3 separate regions of the Homo sapiens genome follow, and all the other regions are linked to region 3. Evidence: chromatin loops called from intact Hi-C (ENCODE). Cell type or tissue: psoas muscle. All regions are shown on one strand. Region 1 overlaps ADAM23 (ADAM metallopeptidase domain 23). Region 2 has its middle 69 kb from the start of ADAM23. Region 3 has its middle 2.3 kb from the start of SNORA41.

What was found. A loop is a pair of places that touch in the nucleus more often than their neighbours do. Peaks named below come from ENCODE experiments on the same cell type or tissue, not always from the same donor. Only the 100,000 strongest peaks of a DNase experiment are listed, where the experiment ranks them.
Region 1: it touches region 3 in a loop (5-fold over the local background); 20 of 110 quality-filtered maps call a loop at or near these places.
Region 2: it touches region 3 in a loop (3-fold over the local background); 2 of 110 quality-filtered maps call a loop at or near these places.

What each region holds. Positions count from the first base shown.
Region 1 is chr2:206,555,165-206,557,664 of GRCh38, forward strand. It overlaps ADAM23 (ADAM metallopeptidase domain 23), which reads left to right. Exons shown (of 26, transcript NM_003812.4): 10 at 2,263-2,334. Among named protein-coding and RNA genes, the nearest start is that of FAM237A, 86 kb to the right of the region's middle. In psoas muscle, a CTCF peak has its summit at 1,401 (motif pointing right); no DNase peak of the experiment used is centred here.
Region 2 is chr2:206,373,609-206,376,108 of GRCh38, forward strand. No RefSeq gene overlaps it. Among named protein-coding and RNA genes, the nearest start is that of ADAM23, 69 kb to the right of the region's middle. In psoas muscle, no CTCF peak of the experiment used is centred here; no DNase peak of the experiment used is centred here.
Region 3 is chr2:206,163,270-206,165,769 of GRCh38, forward strand. No RefSeq gene overlaps it. Among named protein-coding and RNA genes, the nearest start is that of SNORA41, 2.3 kb to the left of the region's middle. In psoas muscle, a CTCF peak has its summit at 1,181 (motif pointing right); no DNase peak of the experiment used is centred here; H3K27ac peaks cover 329 bases.

The DNA.
Region 1 (2,500 bases), 390 kb after region 3:
TCATATACAGAACTGCCTATTTGATATCTCTATTTTAGTGTTGATTTGAATAGAACTTCTGAATCAGAACTCTTAGTTCCCTAGTCCTAAACTTCTCTTCTTCTAGTCTCTCTTATTATTTTAAGTGGCACCACAATCCCCCATCCATTCAAGTTCAAAACCTAGGAGTTATCTTTTAATTCTTCTCTTTCCTCACCTTCCACATCCTATACATCATCCAGTCGTGGGAGCTCTACCCTCGTAGTGGTACTTGAATTCACTTCTCTCTACAGTTGTTTAGCCTCCATTATCTCTTACCTGGACTATTGCAGTAGCTTCCCAACAGGTATCTCTGTTTCCATTCTTGGCACTCTCTAATTTACATAACAATGACAGGCAAAATAATTTTTCTAAAAAGAAAATCAGAGGATTGAAAATTACAAATATGAAATAAATTTAAAACATTACATTTTGATAGACTTTTAAAATACCTCATTTTATTAATTTTTAAAACTTGAAATGTTTTAAAACTTGTCATGTTTTCCGTGATCATTATGCTATAAAAAGAAATCTCAATAAAATAACAAATTAATACTCAGAAGCAAACTAAAATTCATCTTAATAGGTGTGTAACACCACTGCATTAGAAGAATAGATATCAGCTAATGTTTTCTCTTTCAATCCACAATTCAGTGGAACTAGAACATTTTCATCATCCCAGAGGAACTTAATGTTAATATTTTTCCTTTTACTCTTAAGTGTATCTTGGAAAGTTTTCAGCTTGTGGAATTTGCTAGGCAACTTAAAATGCTGAGCTATCTATAGAAACTTCTTTATGCCAAGTTTACAAAATGTGTTATAATGCCTGAATAATTTCAGATTAATAGGATGTTTTATGACCCAGTTATATGCACACATTACAGTTTACTTTAAAAGAACACAAATATAGACAGTTTGGGTCAGATTATGATGTACAGTAGTGGCAATAACATGAACAGTAATAGTAATATTATACCAACAGTTATGTATTCATGAATACTATAATAATAGCAGAATATTAATTTATTTAGCATTTATTATGGGTAATCAGTGTTTTTGTTGTTATAAAAAATAAACATTAGATATGTAAACATTGAGATATATATTCTTTGTTTAAAAAACATAGTCACAGATAGAATGAAATGAAGGGAATCTGACAAAAGTTATATATAGGGTGCGAATGGGCAAAGGACAAATAAAAGAATTTTCTAATGTAGAAATATTTTGAATCTTTATGAAAGATGCATTATTTTCATAATTATAATTGAAGGTAAATTTCAAAGACTTGTGCAAATCTGAGTCTGTGGTTTTAAGTAGGTTTTGTTTTCCTTAGTGTTGTAGAAATAATAACCTCATGGACCAGTAGAGGGCATGATTTTCCTATGGTAGACCAGTTTTCAAATGTCCTCTTGAAGACATTAAGCAAAGCGTACTACTCCTTGCTAAAAACGTAGCCCTCCAGATGTCATTGTAGAATTACTCTATTAATTTACTTTTCTTTATTTCTTAAATAAACATAAACAATCATAAACTCTCAGCACACTTCATTTTTACTTTTTGTCTTCTCTTTGTTTTGACTTTGAGCAGTCAAAAGCAAATGGCTTCATTTGGAGGAGGCATTCCTCTGAAAGGATATACTAAATGCCTGGCAAATGCTGTCCATATCATGGACAGTATCTAAAGCACTGACAAAGACATTTTCTTGATCTGTGCGTGGCCTTGAATTTAAAGTGAGACAAGTGGGTTAAGCCGTTTGTATAAGCTACAAAATGTCATTTCAATGAAAACAAAAGGATTGAATTTGTAGACATTAAGACTAAATTTAAAACTTACTTTTTAGGTATAAAGCTTCTCATATCGATTTCTATAGGTCCTTACTATTATTCAGAACATCGTAGGTTTTTTTGTTTTTTTTTGAAAAAAATTTTGTAAAGACAGGATCTCACTGTGTTGCTTAGGCTGGTCTCAAATCCCTGGCCTCAAGCAGTCCTCCAGCCTCCACCTGCCAAAGTGTTGGGATTACAGTTGTGAGCCATGCTGCCCAGCTAACATCATGTTTTAGATAGTCAGAGTTTTGCCACCTAACAGAGAAGTAACACCACCAAATCCAGTATACCACAAACTAAATTATATATTTTTAAATCCATATTTCTACTATTACTGAGATATTTCTGCTTTTACAGCATTTTGAAATTTATTATTCACTTATGATTTGGCAGTGACTGGTATGTATTTCCCCCCTAGTATAAGAAGCATCGCTCTTCTCATGCACATACCAACAACTTTGCAAAGTCCGTGGTCAACCTTGTGGATTCTGTAAGTATCCTGGTTTTCTTGAATTTGTGTGCCAAGATGGAATGGTTTATCTCTATTTGCTTACTTGTACTTTAGGTATTTCTTGAACAAATTTAAAAACACAATCCTGAAGCTCATCTGGCTAAGGAATTATAGGATGGTCCGCTTCACAGAGTAGTGCTCTGAG
Region 2 (2,500 bases), 210 kb after region 3:
CTCTTCTGTTCTGTTGGTTTTTATTTCTGTTTTTTGCACCAGTACAATGTTGTTTTGATTACTGTAGCTATGTAGTATATTTCAAAATTACGTAGTGTGATGCCTGGAGTTTTGTTCTTGCTCGAGATTGATTTGGCTATTCAGGGTTTTTTTTGTGGTTCCATACAAATTTTTGAATTGTTTTATCTATTTTTGCAAAAAATGTCATTGGAATTTTAATAGGGATTGCATTAAATCTATAGGTTGCTCTGGGTAGCATGGACTTTTTAAGAATATTAATTCTTCCAATGCATGAACATGAGATATCTTTCCATTTATTTTTGTCTTCAATTTATTTCATCAATGTTCAACTCTGTCAATTTTTACTTCATATGTTTTGGTGGTCTTAGTTATGTAGCTGTTTATAATTGTTATCTTTTGCTGTATCGAACCTTTTATTATAATATCCTTCTTTGTCTCTTGTAAACTTTTTTTTATTTAAAGTCTATTTTGTATGTTATTAGCATAACCTCCATTGCCCTCCTCTGGTTACTATTTTCATGGAATATTATTTTCTATCCTTCCATTTTCAACCTGTTTGTGTCTTTGGATCTAAAATGAGTATCTTGTAGATAGCACATAGTTGGATCTTTTTTTAAGTGCATTCTTTCAATCTGTCTTTGGAGAGTATAATCCATTTACATTTAAAGTAATTACTGACGAGAAGGGTCTGACATCTATCAATTAGCTATTTGTTTTCCATTTGTCTTATACATTTTTGTTCCTCATATCTTCTTTTGTGTTTAGTTGACTGTTTGTAGTGAAGTGTTTAAATTTCTTTCTCTTTTTATTTTGTGTATATTCTATAGCTATTTCCTTTTGGTTATCAAGGGTTACATTTAACATCTTCAAGGCATATCACTCAAATTTGAATATTCCAGTTTAACCCCAATAACATACAAAATTTTTGCTCCTTTATATCTGTATCCTTATTCTTTTTGTTGTTGATGTCACAAAATTATATCTTTATACATTGTATTATAAAAACACTTATAATACATCGTATTATAAAAACACTTATAATACATCGTATTATAAAAACACTTATAATACATCGTATTATAAAAACACTTATAATACATCGTATTATAAAAACACTTATAATACATCGTATTATAAAAACACTTATAATACATCGTATTATAAAAACACTTATAATACATCGTATTATAAAAACACTTATAATACATCGTATTATAAAAACACTTATAATACATCGTATTATAAAAACACTTATAATACATCGTATTATAAAAACACTTATAATACATCGTATTATAAAAACACTTATAATACATCGTATTATAAAAACACTTATAATACATCGTATTATAAAAACACTTATAATACATCGTATTATAAAAACACTTATAATACATCGTATTATAAAAACACTTATAATACATCGTATTATAAAAACACTTATAATACATCGTATTATAAAAACACTTATAATACATCGTATTATAAAAACACTTATAATACATCGTATTATAAAAACACTTATAATACATCGTATTATAAAAACACTTATAATACATCGTATTATAAAAACACTTATAATACATCGTATTATAAAAACACTTATAATACATCGTATTATAAAAACACTTATAATACATCGTATTATAAAAACACTTATAATACATCGTATTATAAAAACACTTATAATACATCGTATTATAAAAACACTTATAATACATCGTATTATAAAAACACTTATAATACATCGTATTATAAAAACACTTATAATACATCGTATTATAAAAACACTTATAATACATCGTATTATAAAAACACATAATACATCGTATTATATAAACAATTATAATACAATTATAATGCATTGTAATATAAAAAACAAATACTTTAAAAAATGCATGTCTTAAATTATGTAGAAAACAAAATGTGGAGTTTCAAACCAAAGTTACAATAATTACAGGTTTTAGATTAATAATTGCTTTTAAAATGTATTAATCTCTTAAGTCATACAGAAAACAAAAAGTGGAATTACAAGCCATTGTTACAATAATACTAGCTTCTATAATGCTCACGTACTTACCTCAACTAAGACCTTTATTTCTTCATATGACTTCAAGTTACCATCTAGTGTCCCTTCATTTCATCCTGCAGGACTCCCTGGAGCATTTCTTGTAGGGCAGCTCTAGTGGTAATAAACTCCTTCTGTTTTTGTTTATCTGAAATGTCTTAATTTCTTCCTCACTTTTGAAGGACAGTTTTGCCAGATACAAGATTCTTGGTTGACAGGTTTTTTTCTTTCAGCACTTAAAATATATCATCCCACTTCTGCTGGCCTCCAGACTTTCTCATGAGAAATCTGCTGAAAATCTTATTGAGGATTCCTTGTGTATAACAAGTTGCTTCTCTCTTGCTGCTTTCTGTCTTTTTTTGGTTTTCAACAGTTTGATTGTAATGTGTCTCAATATGGGTCTCTTTGAGT
Region 3 (2,500 bases):
GAGGTTGAAACTGCAGTGAGCCAAGGTTGTGCGACTGCACTCCAGCCTGGGTGCCAGAGCAAGGTCCTGTCAAAAGAAAAAAAATTGTAGTGCAACTTTACCCACTTGTGATGTCCTTAGCAGTGCCTGATGATGTGATTTGTTGTAACCTAGCATCTTTGCACTGGGAACTTGATGTGAGATGTGTGACACTGCTAGAAGACACCTAACCCAGAGGAGGGAGGGCTTCCCAGAATTTGGCATGACTTACAACTACTTAACAGGTTACAAATTTAAAATAATGACTCATGATGTAAAGAAACCATCTTTTAAGTGTTGGGAATGTGATTTGGAGTAGCACTGTGTCCTGGGAGGGGGATTATATAGGTAACTGGTTCCCAGGCTTCCCAGAAAAACTTGACTTTGCTGTGAAGATTCATAGGTGCTGGGTTGTAGAGGCGGAATATTTTACTTGGATTTGGAAATCTGATTGGTTCTCATGCTGCAGGTAAATACTGGGATGAGGGTAGTATGTTGAGTGAAGAGATGGTCAAGTATTGGAAACCGTTTAATCTTAACAGGGAATTTGGGGTCTGGCTAACATTTGATACATTTTTTTAAATAGTAGTTTTACAAAAGCAGTGCTTGGGAATTGCTGATCTCAAATGATCAAAAAATTTTAGGTCAATTTTTTTTTTTTTTTTTTTTTTGAGATGGAGTCTCACTCTGTTGCCTGGGCTAGAGTGCAGTGGTGTGATCTCAGCTCACTGCAACCTCGGCCTCCCAGGTTCAAGCAATTCTCCTGCCTCAGCCCCCTGAGTAGCTGGGATTACAGGCATGCGCCACCATGCCTGGCTAATTTTTCTATTTTTAGTACATACGGGGCTTCACCATTTTGGTCAGGCTGGTCTCGAGCTCCTGACCTCAGGTGATCCACCCACCTTGGCCTCCCAAAGTGCTGGGATTATAGGCATAAGCCACAATGCCCAGCCCCTAGGTCAATTTTTTAATAGAACTATACAGTGCTATTTCTTCTCCATCTGATTTTATGTTGTGACTGCCTTGACTGTGGGAAACTATATTATAAGGAAGATTTATTTAACAGATAGATACATTGAATAATATCTCTAAGCAATGTTTATAATCCAACAGCCTAAAAGTCATGGGAGACATTTTCAGGTTGTCATTATCATAAGAGCCAGCAGAGGGCAGCACTACATTTTCTGGAAAACCAGAGAGTTTGGGAATAATGAAAATGCCAAAAGAAACACAAAAAACAAAAAACCAAAACCATGAATAAACTTCGGTGAATGGTAATAAAAATTTGCAATTATTGACATGGTGAAGGGGTTGAGTTCCAAATAGCTTGGCCAAAATGTTAACTATCAGCAGAAGTTTATGATGAGAAAACTAATGATTAATAATTAGTTTAAAGGTGGTCAAAAATTTAGAATGGTCAATTCAAACCACAGATGTCTTCAGAATCCTACAGTGATGAATGATGAGGCATACCATTTTGAAATCTTGATTCTACACCCTTGAATAAAAAATATTTTGATGGTATCTTTTAACTTCATATTTTAAAAAACACATGGCCGGATGTGGTGTCTCACACCTGTATTCCCAGCACTTTGGGAGGCCGAGGCAGCTGGATCATGAGGTCAGGCGATCTAGACCATCCTGGCTAACACAGTGAAACCCTGTCTCTACTAAAAATACAAAAAATTAGCCAGGTGTGGTGGCATGCGCCTGTAGTCCCAGCTACTTGGGAGGCTGAGGCAGGAGAATTGCTTGAACCCGGGAGGCAGAGGTTGCAGTGAGCTGAGATCACGCCACTGCACTCCAGCCTGGGCGACAAAAGTGAGACTCCATCTCAAAAGAAAAAAAAAAAGATAATATACCAACAGTTCAAAACTCAAGAGTATGTACAATGAAGTCTCTCCTGTCCCCTAGGCCTCCAGTTCCGCTCCATCAAAGCAGTGTTAACAGGTTCTTAGGTCTTTGCAGAGCCACTGTAAGCTTATGCATAGACTAATTGTAACACACCACATAGACTTTTGCACCTTGCATTTTCCTTTTGAAAATGAACACCTTGGGGCCGGGTGTGGTGGCTCACGCCTGTAATCCCAACACTTTGGGAGGCCTAGGTGGGCAGATCACAAGGTCAAGAGATCCAGACAATCCTGGCCAACATGGTGAAACCCTGTGTCTATTAAAAATACAAAAATTAGCTGGCCGTGGTGGCGCACGACTGTAGTCCCAGCCACTTGGGAGGCTGAGGCAGGAGAATCGCCTGAACCCGGGAGGCGGAGATTGCAGTGAGCTGAGATTGTACCACTGCATTCTGTCTCAAAAAAAAAAAAAAAAGAGCCAGGCGCGGTGGCTCATACCTGTAATCCCAGAGGTGGGGGATCACGAGGTCAGGAGTTTGAGACCAGCCTGGCCAACATGGTGAAACCCTGTCTCTACTAAAAATACAAAAAAAAAAAAAAAAAATGAACACCTTGGAGATTATGCCTTG